Linked DNA regions of Homo sapiens: region 2 is linked to region 1. Evidence: read pairs that join two places in POLR2A ChIA-PET (ENCODE). Cell type or tissue: PC-9. All regions are shown on one strand. Links, peaks and the distances in the headings refer to the core of each region. The heading gives the core; the rest is flanking DNA.

Region 1 (8,340 bases), core at 11-8,010:
CTGTGCAGGAATCCTATCCAGCTGTGGCTGGATATTTTTATTTTTCAGGAGAAACTGGAAAACTGGAGTTTTAGTGGACTCTCTCAATTTAGAAATGCATGTTGAAATTTTAAAGTAAGATACTGTATATGAACCAAACTGATGTATCCATGCACTAGGTATGGTCTCAGGGTCATATATTTGTGACTTGGGTTTAACTCCAGAGTTTCATTTTTCCTTGAGCTTGGTCCTTAAGGCTGTCGGTGACTTATTTCAGATTTTGCTCTTGGGTAGGAGCTGCGGTTGTGGGCTTGAGTTTTGTGGGAGTGGGGAATAGAGGAGGGGAGAAAAGAGAATAAAAGGATATAACTGTGTCCTGACATTAAGGTAGGACATCTGCAAGCCAACAAGCTTTTATCCTGCAGGATAAACCTTCTCTTAGTATAAGTCCTGTGCATGATTTTACTGAAAAGGCCACTGTTGTTTTCTCCACCATGAATTATGTTACCAAAGCCCCCTTCTCTTATCTAAATGCCAGTGTGGCTCAGGCTCTAAGAATCGGGGTGGAGGGGACCTATACCACCAAACGACCATGAAGCTAGGAGTTTTGATGCAATTTCCCAGGAAATTGCCATCCTGTTTGACTTAATTAGTGCTGTGAAGACACCAGTTTTGTCTAGGAGCACGAATTCTCAGTTCTCATTTAGCCCAATAAATGTTCAGTTCTTTTCAGCTAAAGAAAATATCCCATGGAAAATACAAGGACATACCCTTTTCGTGCAAACTGCATTTGGGTACATGAATAAATTCAAACGGGGCCCTCTAGGGAAGGCCTGGACTGCTGTGGACATTTTAGACCTTTGTTAGACCAACTTTCCATGGACCTGAGGACTCTGACCCCCAAGGGGGCAAGTCCAGGCTCCTTGTCCCTGCATGACCCACACAGGTTGTTTAATTTAATTCTTCAGGCTGTTAAATTGGAAATCTTCATGTTTGCCTCCAGGTCATCAAATTAAAAATTTTCAGAGCTCCTTTGTTGCAAGACTTCAGAGAACAGCTAAAATGAACTTCATGCCATGTACTGTATACAGCCCAATGATGCCCCTTGATGACAAGAGGGAATGAGTCACCACCAGCTTCAGGGATTTGGAAGAAATGTCAATGAAGTCATGAATAATAGGTGCTGCACTGACACCTAAGAAGGTTAAGGTCAGGAATTAGTTGGCAGGGAAGAAAATTGTGAAGGAGGCCACCCACAGCTCTACAGAGCTTCAGTAGCTTGTGTCATCTGATTGGATAGTGGTGAGCTGGGATAGCCAAGAAAATAAGGAATTTATTTCATTTTGAAGAAAGAAAATATGTGTATGTTGGTGGTGGTGGGAGGTTCTTCCCAAGGGCAGAGAGGTGGACTTGATGGCTTTTGGAAGCCCCACCAAGCTTCAGGCCTTTATTGTGGCTCTAGGGGCTGGTATTAGAAATCAGTGGGTCTGAGCACTTCTCCAAGCATCCTGGGAATCTTCAGAGGGAATATTTTACAGAAAGGCAGAAACCAGTCTAGTTACCTCTAGAGAGAAGACCCCAATAGCCCAGAAGGGCTACAGAATGTTAGGTTGTGTTTCTGTTCCAGTATGAAGACACTATCAAGACAGTAAGTCGTCCAGAAGACATTTTCTGCCCTCTGCATAAAAAAACAAAGAGGTGGGGTTAAAAAGCTGATGGTTGTACTTCCACTGACCTTCCAATCAAATACTATTTTGGTGATTCATTCTGGGGGAATGAAGCAATGGATCATCATCAAAAAAAATGATGGAGTGCCTCATCATTTCATGGTATCTCCATTTGTTTTTCTGTCTAAATTAACCAGAAAAATTCCACTGGGGACAGGCCTGCACACTGTCTAGAGATGGAAGGAGGTGAAACCACCTCCACGATGGTCATTGCCATGGCTTTCACTCCTGTTGCCACCATCATCCAGTATATGTGTAGACTGAGGGGGCTCTGAGATGAGCACAATAACAACGAAAAGTCCTGTCATAGGCTGTCATAGTCAGGGTTTGTTGTTAGGGATCGGCACTTGGGGAAGGGAGAGGAAACAGGATTGAACAGAGGCAGAAGTTGAACTGTGATGTTTATTAGAGTTGTCCTCAGTGAGCTGAAAAGACTGAGCCTTTATCAGTGATTGGGTATGTGCTGTCAGGGAAGGGTACTCTCCTGGGCAAGGTGGCTCTCTGCAGCTGAGGCTGCCAAGCTCATGCTGACAGCTGGAGTGTCTGCTGATGGCACTTGCAGCAGCGGACTCAGTGGGTTCTTTCCTGAAGGAGGCTGGAGCCCTGCAACTCTGTGCCCTTCAAAAAGCCCAGATCTTGGGTATAAACCCAAAGGATTATAAATCATTCTGCTGTAAAGACACATGCATACTTATGTTTATTGCAGCACTATTTACAATACCAAGGACTTGGAACAAACCTAAATGCCTATCAATGATAGACTGGATAAAGAAAATGTGGCACATATACACTATGGAATACTATGCAGCCATAAAAAAGAATGAATTCATGTCCTTTGCAGGGACATGGATGAAGCTAGAAACCATCATTCTCCACAAACTAACACAGGAACAGAAAACCAAACACCGCATATTCTCACTCATAGGTGGGAGTTGAACAATGAGAACACATGGACATAGGGAGGGGAACATCACACACTGGGGCCTGTTTGGGGGTGGGGGGCAAGGGGAGGGAGAGCATTAGGACAAATATCTAATGCATGTGGGGCTTAAAACCTAGATGATGGGTTGATAGGTGCAGCAAACCACCACGGCACATGTATACCTATGTAACAAACCTGAACGTTTTGCACATGTATCCCAGAATTTTTTTTATAAAAGCCCAGATCTTGAATCCAAGGAAGGTTTTATTGCAGATTTCAGAGCCATGAAACTGCCTCTCAGGACCTTGGTCTATCTCTTGACCAAGCAGTCAGACAAAGCAAGTGAAATTTCTATGATGGTAGTGAGAGCCAGGCAAGACTGGCAAGACCTCAGGCTTATGATTCAGACAGACCTGGATTCAAAGTCCACACTCATACTCACCAGTTGCATGACTCTAGGCAATCACATCACCTTCTCTGAGCTCCATGTCCCTTTCTGTAAAATGGGGATAATAATAGTTTGCTGGTCCAGGGCCCACTTGTCTTCCCATAGTGTCTTTCCCTTCCCACCTCTGTTCTGTATCACAGGGATCTTATCTCTGCAAGCTGTAGCTCCCAGGCTCCTGCATCAGCTGGCTTCTAGCTGAGTTTGGCCAATGATATTTTGGGGACAAGAAGAAGCAGCTAGTTAGGGCATTTCTCCCTCCCTGCTTCAGGTGGTGTCCCCAGCAGCAGCTGCATCTCTGCAAGCAAGAGCACTCATTAACATAGACACACTCAAAAGGCCACATGTGCAATTTCTAACAATGTTGACGAGCCAGTGCCTTAATTATTTTATTATTTTAAAATAAGGTTATTTTATTTGATTAATCATGAGAGTATTTTAATCTTATAAGATTATTTTAGTTGATTAATCGTCACTCATGTAGAGGATATGATACAAGTTGGGCATTTTGATTAGGACATGAAAAAGCAATGTTGGAGTTTATCAAGTTTATCAAAGCTTATTGTCCTGCAGGATCCCTCATGAGTACATAAAGTAGTAGGGAAGGGCTCCAGGGTGTCAGAGAGGAACAGTAAGGCAGAGGAGGAGACCCTGCAGAGAGATGTTTAAATAGCATGTAAGTAAAAGTTGCCACCATCACAACTCTAAAGAGAACTATAACCTCAAAGTCATTCAAAATTGGCATTCAAAGACTGTCAAAACAGGGCTTCAATCTACTTTTAAAATTCTCTTTCTTAGACTTTGTATTGGGTTGAATAGCAGATCTCCAAAAGATACGTCTAAGTCCTAACCCCACCCCACCACCCCAGTACCTGTGAATGTGACTTTAATGGAAATGGGGCTTTTGAAGATGTTAAGAATCTTGAGATGAGATGATTCTAGATTTAGGGTGGGCCCTAAGCTCAAGGAGTGTTGTCCTTATAAAATAAAAGAGAGGGAGAGTTGAGACATAAGGACACAGGGGAGGAGCTGCAAGCCAAGGAATTAGAATCACTAGAAGCTGGAAGAGGCAAAGGATGGAATCTCTTGTAGAGCCTCCACAGGAAGTGTGGCCCTGCTGACCCCTTGATTTTTAGACTTCTGCTCTCCAAAAGGAACCATGAGAGAATAAACTTCTGTTGCATTAAGTCATCGAGTTTGTGGTGCTTTGTTATGGGAGCCTTAGAGACCAATATAGACCCCAACTTCCAGTTATAATGGGCCACTGAGCTGTTTCCTGAATAGCCCAGCTGTTTGCTGACCTCGGGTTTTTAACCATGTTGCATTGGACACATTATTATATTTATATTTAATGCAAGCACAGTTAACTATTTAGTTGGCAAAAAATAACATGAATAGACTGAGGGAGGCTGAGAGCAGAGCAAATTGATGGCTAAGCTGCTAGGGACAGCTCTGTCTGCTTTTCCATGCTGAATGGTGAGTGCTGCCCTGCAGGTTGCAGGAAACATGGCCACAACTACTCCTCCTCACCTCTTCTATGGTCTTCCCACAGGATGAGCATCTCATCACAACATGTGTGAGTCCAATGTGGAAGATTTCATGGTTTTCATACAACTTGGCCCCTTAAAGCAAGCTCACGAATTCAGCTGAAGCAACAACAATTGATTTTGGGACTACAGGACACAGTGACTGTATTGGATTTCTTGAGAGACAGTGTCATTTTCCAACACAGTCTCTCATAAGGGATTTTCAAGGGAACTTTTGACTATCCTCTATTTATGACTTTTTTTGGCTTTATGCATTGATTTTAGAACACAAATGCTGAATAAGATTTGATTCCTTTGCGTTCACTTTGCTTAGAATCCCCCAGCATACTTTAACATGCCACTTTTTCCAACAACTTCTCCCTTCACACCCGGATTGGTGCTGAATTTCTAACTTCTTCAAAATTCCATAGCATTTCCCTCCATCACTCCCATGTATCTTCACTTACAGGAGTTTATACACACATCAGCTTCCCTTGCAGAATTTTTTGACATTGGGGGCTACATATCTTTGAATCTCCCATAGGCCAGTGGATCATTGAATGAATGGTTGGATGGATGGATGGATTTATTGATGTTTATAGATTTCAGAGAAAAATTAAATGGAATCTAATAGCTAAAGCAAAGAGAGCTTGTCTACATTTACACTGCCAGTGTGAGTCTTGATGCACAAACTGGGAATCAGATTGCCAGGTGATGCCACACTCTTGCAGATAGATGGCTTGCTTTCTCTGTGGACTTAAAATAAGTCAAGCGTGAGGCCACTCCTCTAAATCACTGGTACAGGGATGCGTCTATACTGCAACTCAGCCTAAGTGTCAGTTCCTCAGAGAACCCTTCCCTGTACCTCCGAGTCTAGATGAGTCTCCTTCCTCTCTGTTATATGCTATCATGGAATTCTCTTTTTTCCCTTCATAGCATTGTCACATTTTGAAACTATTTGTTTCTGTGACTTTTTGTTTACTGTCTTTTACACCCTCCAACCTCTTGGCTGACTTTAAACTCAAGAAACGTAGGATTGATGTCTGTTTTCTTAACCATGGTAATCCAGTGTCTAGCCCAGTGCCTGCCATTGGCTGCAATATATTACAGCAGTAACATATCACATATTACTGCTACTAATGTCTAATATTAATTGACTATGTATTATGTGCCAGACACTGTTCAAAACTGCTTTACATAAATCATCTCCTTTTATCTTCACAATAACTCTCTGAAGCAGGAGCGATTATTATTCCCATTTTGTAGATGAGGAGACTGAGATACAGGGACACTAACTGGTTCAAGGTATCACAGCTAGGAAGTAGCACAGTGGAGACTTAAACCCAGGGATGCCAGCCCCAAAGTCAGGAAGTGTTCACTAATGTATGTTGAATAAATGAATGAATCATGATCAATATTACTGTGTATCTTCTGGACTAATTGCCTAGCCAGTGCAAACATGTCTTCTACAACTATTCTAAGAGTTAGTTCTCCAGATCGTTCTGAAATACTTCTTGCAATGGGATTCATTAGCTTTTCCAGTGAGCAACTCTAATAACTAGGATGATCTTCATTACATAAAACTGAAATCCACTTCTGTGGTAATTTTACCTGTGGACACCTGTTCTGCTCTCAGTAGTTTAAAAGAACTTTAGTTCCTCTCATATAGCTCTGATAAGAGTTTTCACTTAGATGACAGCCTATGTTCCAGCTATATCTCCAGATTCTGGCCAAACCATAGTGTACTGCTATACCTGTTAAACTGAGGCATCCACACCTGGATAGAAGGCTTTCCAGGAATGGTTTGTCCAGGGTGGAATAGAGTAGGAGTATTCAGCTCTGTAACCCTGGGGACTGACATGATGCTTGTTGAATTGAAATGAAATGCTTTCATAGTGGTAATAATAATCTCTTTACTTTGTAGTTGAAAATTACAAAATATGTATGTGTGCCCGATTTCAGTTGGTTTTTCTCTACAATATGTTGTTTAATCTCTGCTGCCTTTTTGATTTGAGGCTTCAGGATATTAGAGCTATAAGCAACATGAGAGATGCTCTGAGGTCCAGAGAGGTTGAATGGTTTGCTTAGAGTCAAGTTAAGTTTCCTTTTAAAACTGATAATTTCTGGAAACTATGTCCTTCTTCCTATGATCTCCCATGAACCTGATGGGTTTCCTGCCCTCTGGTCCTTTTCAGTATATTGACTGTGGTCAAAATAGTGTTGGCAATGAACTTTCTATCATTGGAGGTGTATGAACTGATAATGAGTTGGCTTTTGAGTAAGGATGTTGTACCTACAACAACAGCTGAGACATCTAATGAGTATTGGTCTAAATGATCTTTCAGGTAATGTAACCTCTGGCCTTACAAAAACTATGCCACCCATAGACTGCATAGGGATCAGGTAGAGTTTTAGCCACAAAGCTTTCAAGACTTCTATCCACCAAATCGTTTCTGAATATAGCAACCTAGTTTCTCACCATAACTGGTAGGAGCCAAGATCATCATCCTTCAATACTGAAACACTACCAAAAATATACAAGTTTTCAACACTGATTCTCAATACCTTGTGGAAACTTCCCAAGACCTTTTGTCCCAATCCTATTTATTCTTCACACCTAGCTCAACTCTTGTTTACTCTGAGTATCCTTTCTCAATCCTCTCAATTAGAATGAATCCTTCCCTCCCATATTTCCCCATAGGAAATTGTAACTCTCCTATAAAACTTATCAAAGTCTGCCTTATATTATGCATCTTTTCCCATTTCATTGAGCAATCAGCACTGATTTATTTGTACATAATTTATTATCATTATTAACCATGTACCAAGCCAAGTACTTTACTTGTTTTGCCTTTTTGTTTTGTCTTTACCTTATTTATTCTTTGCAATGACCCTATGTGGTAGGTGTTTACAATATCACCATTTTACATATGAGGAAACTGAGGCTGGGAAGTTAGTCATCTTCCTAAAATTACATGGTAAGTTGGTGCCAGAGCTGGGCTCACAAATTCTTATAGAACAGAGGCCATGATTCTTCTCTCTCAGTCCCTAGAATTTTACTTTGTTTGCAATGGGTGTTTAATAGTTTTTTTTTCTGTTGCTTATAGACACAGATCCAGAACACGTGAGACCACACTTGTGGTGAAGAAAGCCTGCGGTTCCAGAGAATCAAAGCCAGGTAGATAAGCTGGCAATTGGATCAAGGTGAAAGCAGTTCTTCCATTGAGTTAGGCGAGCACTCAGGAGCTCTATTATGACAGGGACTCTCTGACATCTGTCATCATGTGGTCAAAGGAAATAATGGAAAGTAAAGAACAGTGGTCTCCATCTTTGATTTCAGTCTTGGGTGGAATAAGAGATGGAAAACTTTTATTGTCTTAGCAGTTGGTTTGAGAATTCTTTCTGAGGAGACATCCACCCTGATGTGGAAAAACCCCTTGACAAGCCCACTTGCTGTAAAATACTTACAGCAAGTATAGCTGTAAAATACTAACAGCAAGTATAGCTGTACCTGAGTGAAGAGGAAGAAAGGGAGAGGAAAATATGAGAGAGGGCGAGGGAGAGGGTGGTAGAACCAGCAAGATGGTGAATCAGTTGTACTGCATTGTACATGATATAATCACTCCCCAGAACTGCATGATCTTCAGTGAATTCTTGAAAGCTTAGCAAAGGGCAGACACAAATAGATTTCTCATGGAAGATAGAGAAAGCACTATGCCTTGGGACACGGGGTAGAATGGA
Region 2 (8,340 bases), core at 24-8,023, 440 kb after region 1:
TCGACCACTCACCCCCATGGGCGCCATTCTGCGTCTAGGGTTCTGGGTGCTAGGAGTCCATCTGCCCCTCAGGCAAAGGGGAGCTGTCACTATTCCCCTGTATACTGTCACTCAAAGCTCCTGTTCCCAGCCCCCACAACCCCAGGATAATCTGAGCTCTAGGCCTTTCTCCCAGAGTCAACAGGCTCCCCCAAAATGACTAAAACTCTGCCTGAATTGGAAGCTATGGAGCACTCAGTTCTCACCTCAGCTTTAACTTGTCAGGGTGGTTCCTAGACATAGGCTTTCCTCTTTGGGGGAAGGTTTTAATGAAGAAATCTGAAAAGTGAATAGGACCACAGTGTAAAACCAGAAAAGTAAAAGCCACAGCAGTGTCTCCTCCCAGGGAGGGTTTCTGTTCTCTGCAGGAAACACCCCGAAATCTAGACTTTTCCTTTCTAACTCTGCATTCCTCCTTGCGCACTGCCATTTCTGCACTTTCAGTGAGTCAAGGCAGTTACAAAAGCCTGCCCAGGTTCAAGGGGAGGAAACACAGACCCCCGCTTCAATGCAGGTGTGTCTCATTATAAAAATGTCCCCAGTGTAAGAGCAGCATGGAGGATGGGCTATACTTGGTGTGGCTATCTCCGGAAAATACTAACTGCCATACTAGCTCTTTAATGAGGGGGAAGAAATGTTCATTAAAAACTATTAACTCAGGCTAAAATATAAAACAGAAAATAGTGAATAAACATTCATACCACAAGAAAACAGCATGCTTGCCCAAGCATCCCCTTAGAATACATTTTGATAATGATAATAACAATTTGCTAAGAGCTTCCCAGCTATAAAATGTCTCCCCATCATTACCTCCTTCCATCCAGCAACGCTGTGAAGCAAATACATCCATTTCCCTGTTAGGGAGATGGAGGTCCACAGCAGTGCCTCACCCTGACTCACACATTTGTTAGTGAGAGTTTTGAGACTGAACCCAAGGCTTCTGACTCTAATTATGGGTTCCTGTCCACATCTGACCAGCAACCAGTTTGAGTGATATTTAGGATCTGTTTCACAGAGTTTGAAAGTCAATACAAAATGTTCAGTCTAGTGATCTGGCTGTGGCTTTACCGCAGTTTGAGTCTGAGCAAATCACTTTCTGAGTGTCAGTTTCACCATCTGTAAATGCAGAAGATTGCACTACAGGAATTGAAACTTTTTCCATGTAAAGAAAAATGTAAGCAATCACACCCTTTCTCCAGGCAAAATCTTACATGAGGATTCCTACTCTATGAAACATCTGTTCAAAAATAGAGCTGCCCTACCCACCAAAGCTAAACATGCAGCCACCCAGTAACCCTGCAATACCACTCTGGGTATATACCCGACAGAAATGTGTTCGTTTTTCCCCAAAAAGGCTGTGCAAGAGTGTTCATAGCAGCTATGTTCATAACATCAAAATATGGAAACAACCCAAATGTCCATCAAAAGCAGAAAAGCTAAATAAATTCTGGTATAGTCACACAACAGAATACTACACAGCAATGAAAAAGGGTGGGCGGCTCCTACATGCTAGAACATGGATGAATCTCCCAGACATAATTTTGAACAAAAGAAGTTAGACAAAATGAACGCATGCTCTACGATTCCATTTATATGAGTTCGAAAACAGATAATATGAAAATGGTGGTTCTCTTTGGTGACAGCACTGATGGGAAAGAACCAGAGAGAGCTTACTGGGACTTTGGAAAGATTCTTTATCTTGATCTGTGGTTACATGGGTGCATAAGTTTATACAAACTCATCAGGCTTTATTTTATTTCATGTATCTTTTGAGACAGGGCCTCACTCTGTCACCCAGGCTGGAGTGCAGTGACACAATCAAAGCTCACTGCAGCCTCAACCTCACGGGCTCAAGTGATCCACCCACCTCAGCCTCCTAAGTAGCTGAGACTACAGCCATGAGCCACCATGCCCAGCTAATTTTTGTATTTCTTGTAGAGTTGGGGTTTTGCCATGTTGCCCAAACTGGTCTTGAACTCCTGAGCTCAAGATATCCACCCACCTCAGCTTCCCAGAATGCTGGGATTCCAGGCATGCATCACCATGCCCAGCCTCATCACATGAATTGAAATTCGTGTGCTTTATTATATATAAGCTGTACCTCAACAACAACAAAAAGGGTAAAAAGAGAAATGGAACGACTTTGGTTGATGCAAACCAGAAGGTCTTGAAGACCCCTTTGCTCAGCCTCCATCCCACTGCCTCTATCGATTCATACCCTTGACGGACTCTAAGCTTCCATATGTACAGTTTAAAAGACCATCAGACTAGACCATGTCTAAGGAACTCCCAGCCCTGACAGTCTGTGATTCGCCTTTGGGATTCAGATGCAAATGCCTTTCCCTGGAAACCATCCGATATGGTTTGGATCTGTGTCCCCACCAAATCTCAGGCTGAATTATTATCTCCAGTGTTGAAGGTGGGGCCCCATGGGAGGTGACTGGATCATGGGAGCAGTTTCTCATGAATGGTTTAGCACCATCTCCTTGGTGCTGTTCTCATGACAGTGAGTGAGATCTCACGAGATCTGGTTGTTTAAAAGTGTGCAGCACCTCCTCCTCTCACTCTCTTTTGCTCCTGCTCCTGCCCCATGAAATACCTCACTCCCCCTTTGCCCTCTGCCATGATTGGAAGCTTCCAAAGGCCTCCCCAGAAGCAGAAGCTGCTTTGCTTCCTGTACAGCCTGCAGAACTGTGAGCCAATCAAACCTCTTTTCTTTATAAATAACCTAGTCTCAGGTGTGCTTTTATAGCAGTGCAAGAATGAACTAAGACATCATCCTACAGGTGACAACTGTTTCAAATGTCCAAATCCCCACTCCATGGTTACCTTATCTCACCCCGTTCTTGTCACCTTCTTCCCCACCCTCCAATGCCCAAAGCCCACACACTACCCCAGGACCACAGCCTCCTACTCAACCCTCCTTAAGCATCCCCATCTACTCCCAAAGTCCCGCAGGGCCCCTGCAAGCTTACCTCCTGGTGTAAGCACAGGCTCCAGAGTTCACCCACCTAGGTTCAGATCCTGGCTCCTCTACCTGTAGCTGGATGTGCTTTCTATTTATACGTTGAGGTTGACTAATGGTACATATCGTTGAATTGTTAGGAAGATTAAGATAGTACCATGGAAAGCAATTCGCACAGTGTCTGATGCATCCTAAGTGCTCAAGAAGTGTTAGCTAGTGTTCTGATCATTGTTAACTGTCCCCCTCCTGTTCTATTATCACACACTTATGGATCAAAGAGAGACAACAGCTTTTTAAAAATTAACAATAGGCCAGGCGTGGTGGCTTACACTTGTAATCCCAGGACTTTAGGAGGCTGAGGTGGGAGGATCACTTCTTGAGCCCAGGAATTTGAGACAAGCCTGGGCAACATAGTGAAACTCTATCTCAATTAAAAAACAAAAATTAGCCAGGCGTGGTGGCATGCACCTGTTGTCCCAGCTACTTGGGAGGCTGAGGTAGGATAATGGCTCGAGCCCAGGAGGTTGAGGCTGCAGTGAGCCAAGGCCGTGTCACTGCACTCCAGCCTGGGCGACAGAGAGAGAGTCTCCGTCTCAAAATAATAATAATAACAATAATAATAATCTAGTAGAGTGTTTACCACAGCTGTGCTGCACATCCTCCTCACAGCTTTTTTTGAGTAGACTTTGCGTTGTGTGCCCAAAGTCACATAAATGATCAAGGCTGGAGTCAAAATTTAAATTCAAGCCCTACTGACTCCAAAGCTCATAGTCTGAGCCTCCATGCTATTTGCTTAAGAAACTGTGTAATGCAGTTGACGGAGAGGGTACTTAATCTAAAGGAGTGAGCATCTGCTGGGGCCACTGGTGTGATCGAAAGAATTTAGAATCGGACAGATCTAGGTCCAAATCCTGGGCTGTGTGCTTCACCAGCTGCGCAGACTTACACTCATTGCCTTAACTGCTCCAAGCCTCAGTTAGCTCACCTGTAAATTGAGACGCCATTGTGGAAGGCATTAAATGAACTTCATAATGTAGCCAAAACTTTATAAAAGCTAATCCTGGGGATTTCCAGCATCAGGTGATGCAGATGGAGAGTGATTTGAGGAAGGGAGTATATACTTCATCCATGCTTCACCCAGATCTCCCTCCAGTTCAAAACAGAACCCTTCACCCAAGGACAGCCCCTCCTAAGACTGGGGACTTTTTTAAACAATCAAATGATGCCTAAGTTGCAAATGTTAACTTTGTGGTCTGGTCTCTCTTCCTCTGTTGTCAGTTTTAAAACAGTTGCTAAAAACTAACATCCCCTCTCACCCTATCTTCCCCTTCTTGTTTGCAAGACAGAGCCTATTAGAGATTTCAAGGCAGTTTTGCTTTCAAATGGCCCATCTTTCTGATTCCCTCTTCTTTCTCAGCCTGAGCTCAGCATGACTTTTCCTCCCTACCTCGTTCTGCTCTACACACACAGCTATGCCATACATGAGGGCAATTCGGGTGACACCCTAGACTCTCTGATTTTACAACTCCCAGTTTGCAGCAAGAAGCAGGTAGTGAAGTGGATTCTCAAAGGGAATCAGAAGGGGAAAATAATTTGGCCATCAATATGAGTAAAAAACCCCAGACACTCATATACACCCCATCTAAACATAACCCTTCGCCACCCCCAAGAGGTGAGGCAGTCGTGTTCTCTTGCTCACTTCCACATAACTTGCTACAAAGTCTTTTGGCGACACTCCCTTTGTCGCCTTTAATGTGTTGCTCTAATGACCCACATAATGAGATTGCACCTCTCCAGGCCTGAATAAATGTCATCCCGTGAAGTGGGCATCTTCAAGGAGCTGGGAAAAGTACAGCCTTCCTGGAAGGGCATTTTGGCTAAGAATTAAGTCTTTAAAAAAGGCTGATACCCAATAACTACAATTGTACCTAGTTTATCAAGGAGTCTCAGCTTACCACTGTTTCAAACACAGAATTGCCACCAACTGTGTGTTCTCAAATCCTCTTTAATGGTGCTTGACATCATCTTAGTGCAATTCCATTTATTTCCAGTTATTAAGGGTTATTCAGTGACATTTTTGTTTCTGTAGGACTCAGTCCCATGCATTTCAAAACTTGAAACTTGTTTTCTTGTAATGACTCTCTTTTCCTCACCACGCCCAAACACATACACAAACCTAGACTTGAGTTTCTAAGCTGCTTAAAGGTTGTAGGGGAAAGAGGATGGTCTCTTCTCACCACGCCATCTCCTATGCGCATGCCCTCTGCTGTTGGGGCAGGATGGAAAGAGGGAAGGACAGAGATGTTTCCTCATTTAGCTGCTTATGATGAGGAGCTGATCCTTTTTATTTCAGTGGTCACTGGTTCCTGGATAATGCAGACTGAGCTTTGACTCCTGCTGTGTGGCTCCTTCATGGGGCTCATCCATTGGGTTCTTTGGAGAATGTCGTAGGGCCATCCCCTGCATATTCACCTACATGGGTGGCCTGGCTAGGGCTCCAGCTGCTTCCTTTCCTTTTCCTCCCCAACCACAGTCTTCCCCACACTTTCCTTCTACCAGGGGTATCTCATCCAGTGGGAAACCCACTTGGGGAATAATGGCAGAACAGCTCAAGTCCCACTTCCTAAGGTGTTCCCTCGACCCAGGAGAAATGTATGTGTCCTTGACACACCTGAGAAGCCACAGACCCCTATATCCATGTCCTAAGCAGCCTCAGGTGCTCCTGCTGGTCCAAGACTCAAAAACCATCAAAGGAAAGATAACAGACCCCAAATTAATGGAGTCGACACTGCAGGAATAGGAATCCCACTTGTCAAATAATTCTCTTTGGGCCTCTCTCTCTTGGTTTTAGGGAAGGAAAATAACCATACCTCCTTCTTCTCTCTTATGGGGAAGTGATGAGAAAAGTCCTATACTAAGGAACTAGTAAATGAATAAGTTCTATGGATGTATTCACAGAGTTGATGGATTATTTTAATGGTATGATATGTTAAATGAAAAGAGCAGTGTAGCAGATTGCATTTTCCAACATGGCAGAAACATCACCACTCGTCTCACAGGCTTTCACTACAATGTGACCTCGACGATCCTCCTATCAAATGATGGGGTCTTTGCCACGTCCCCTTGAAGCTGGGCAGATCTCAGTGTCTGCCTTGACCAAGAATAGTGCAGAACTAACATTATGTGACTTTCAAGGCTGACTCATTAAAATGTCATGCACTTTCACCTTGCTCTCTTGAGATGCTCACTCTTGGGACCCAGCCACCATGCTGTGACGAGGCCTAAGGCACCACATGGACAGGCCATGAGTAGGTATTTCAGTGGATGTCCCCAGCTGACATCTCAGCTGATGACTTACATCAACTGCCAGGCATGTAAGTGATAACCCTCTTAATAATTCTAGCCCTCACCCACGAAGCCATCCCCAACCTCTGTATCTCCCCATTTGAGGCCCCAGACATCATGGAACAGAAACAAGTGATTCCACCATGATCCTCTCAAATCCCTGATCTGCAGAATCTGTGGGCATAATAAATTGTTGTTGATTAACCTGTAAGTTTGGAATGATTTGTTATACAGCAATAGTAACTAAAACAAACAAGATACCCAATTGTCCATAGAACATAATCCATGTATTTCATATATATATATGGTAGGGTGGGAAATATTTGACACTGACTACAGATGCCTCTGTCTTCTAAGAGGAGAAGCATAGTTAATATCAATGAGAAAGTAAATCTCTATCAGCCTCTATTTCACTTACAAAGACTGGTGGAGAGACATGAAGAAAATATGGGAATTTCAAAGCCTCCACTTTCCCTTCTTTATTAATAATGATTGAAACTCAGAGTAGGTGACCCTTGGTGTGAATGGTACTTAATAGTAGATACAGAAAGGAGGTCTAGGACTGTGTAGGGGCTGTAGAGCTAAACTGCCTTCTAGGATAAATGAGAGAATTTGAATGTTTTACAGACAGAGAAGGCAAACAACAAGGTGGAAGGCCGGAATCTTCCAAGAAAAGTGTTCGGTGAGAAAGACATTTCCCCTACAGCAAGGCTGTTAAGGAACTTTCCAGGAGAGAGATATATAAGATCTAATTTTATCTCTTTTTTTAATTTTTAAACTTTTTTTCTTCCTTCTAAGGAAAACAACACTAATACGATCTAATTTTAAACTCGGCATTTTTATGATTTTTTAAAATCCCTCCTGAGTCCTCACACTTTGAGTAAAGTTTGCTACGTGTACATTTCTTGGGAGAAGGGCCTGGTGGGAACAAAACACAGAGGCCAAGTTTGACATGAAGCTCAGTGCCTTGCACAGGGAGAGCAGGGTGCTGTCCCTTCATGCGACACTGTGAATTCAGAGCTCCTCGGGGGTGGACACCTAGAGCCAGAACAAACCCACGGGACTGTCAGCCCCAGGGATGGAGGGAGTCTCAGTAAGCATGCTGGACTTCCTACAGAAAACAGGAGAAAGAGCTTAAGTCACTATTGTTTAAATCTCAAAGTACAGGGCCACCTCACCTGCTGTCTTAATTATAAACAACGGAGTGGCTTCTTGAGTGGCATCTTGCACAGGGGTTAGCTCGCCAAGTCAGCGTGCCAGGTAAAAAAGTCAAAAGTCAAAATGCCCTTGAAATCCCTTAGCAGAATGCTACATGGGAGATGGCCATTTCTCAGTAAGTTTTGCCATGGCTGCTGTGTCCCTAACTGTACAGTTAATCCTTGACTCTTAGTTTGACTGTCAGCTGAAGCAGCTGGTTTCAGTGAGAGACTGTGTCAAACCAAAAATACATCTTTTTAAACCGAAACCCAGAATGTCCATGGTAAGATGTTTTACACGCTGAAAAGCTCCGTGGAACTGAGGTCCAAGGGAAGAACAGAAGATTCTCTCCCACTCCCATCTCACACACACTCCCAGGCAGCCACTTACTCTGTGGAATGGTAAACAGAATCACTCACACTTCAGATTCTCTCTTTTCCTTCCTCTTCTCTCTCATGCTTGCAGAGTTGAATTTTATTGGATGTATGACATGGCATTCTAGAAAAATATTAAAAATACTTATGTTAGGCAAAAATACTGGAAGGGAATACACCAATATCTTAGCAGTGGCAGTCTTTAGATACTCTATTATTCACATTTTTTACAATATGCACATAAAATTTCTATCATGGTGAGTACCCCATTGGGTAGTTGTAGTACTTAAAACAGTGCATGCACAAACAGTAGGCCCTCAATATACTTTATCTCATTATTATTATCAGGAAAGAACAAAGTTTACCTCACTCCTGTGAGTAGGAAAGCGAGGTGGAGGAGATGGCGGTCTACCTGCCAGG

What was found. ChIA-PET counts read pairs that join two places held together with the same protein. Peaks named below come from ENCODE experiments on the same cell type or tissue, not always from the same donor. Only the 100,000 strongest peaks of a DNase experiment are listed, where the experiment ranks them.
Region 2: POLR2A ChIA-PET joins it to region 1 with 12 read pairs; 2 of 35 experiments call an interaction of 5 or more read pairs at or near these places.

Annotation. Positions count from the first base shown.
Region 1 is chr5:159,867,295-159,875,634 of GRCh38, reverse strand. It overlaps LINC01847 (long intergenic non-protein coding RNA 1847), which reads left to right and starts at 4,251. Exons shown (of 3, transcript NR_109891.1): 1 at 4,251-7,777. It also overlaps a transcript of ADRA1B not described here. RefSeq lists an enhancer at 654-1,853. In PC-9, for the core only: no CTCF peak of the experiment used is centred there; DNase peaks (open chromatin) are centred at 1,124 and 1,714; H3K27ac peaks cover 747 bases.
Region 2 is chr5:159,423,727-159,432,066 of GRCh38, reverse strand. No RefSeq gene overlaps it. Among named protein-coding and RNA genes, the nearest start is that of LINC01845, 38 kb to the left of the region's middle. RefSeq lists an enhancer at 4,523-4,602. In PC-9, for the core only: no CTCF peak of the experiment used is centred there; no DNase peak of the experiment used is centred there; H3K27me3 peaks cover 1,487 bases.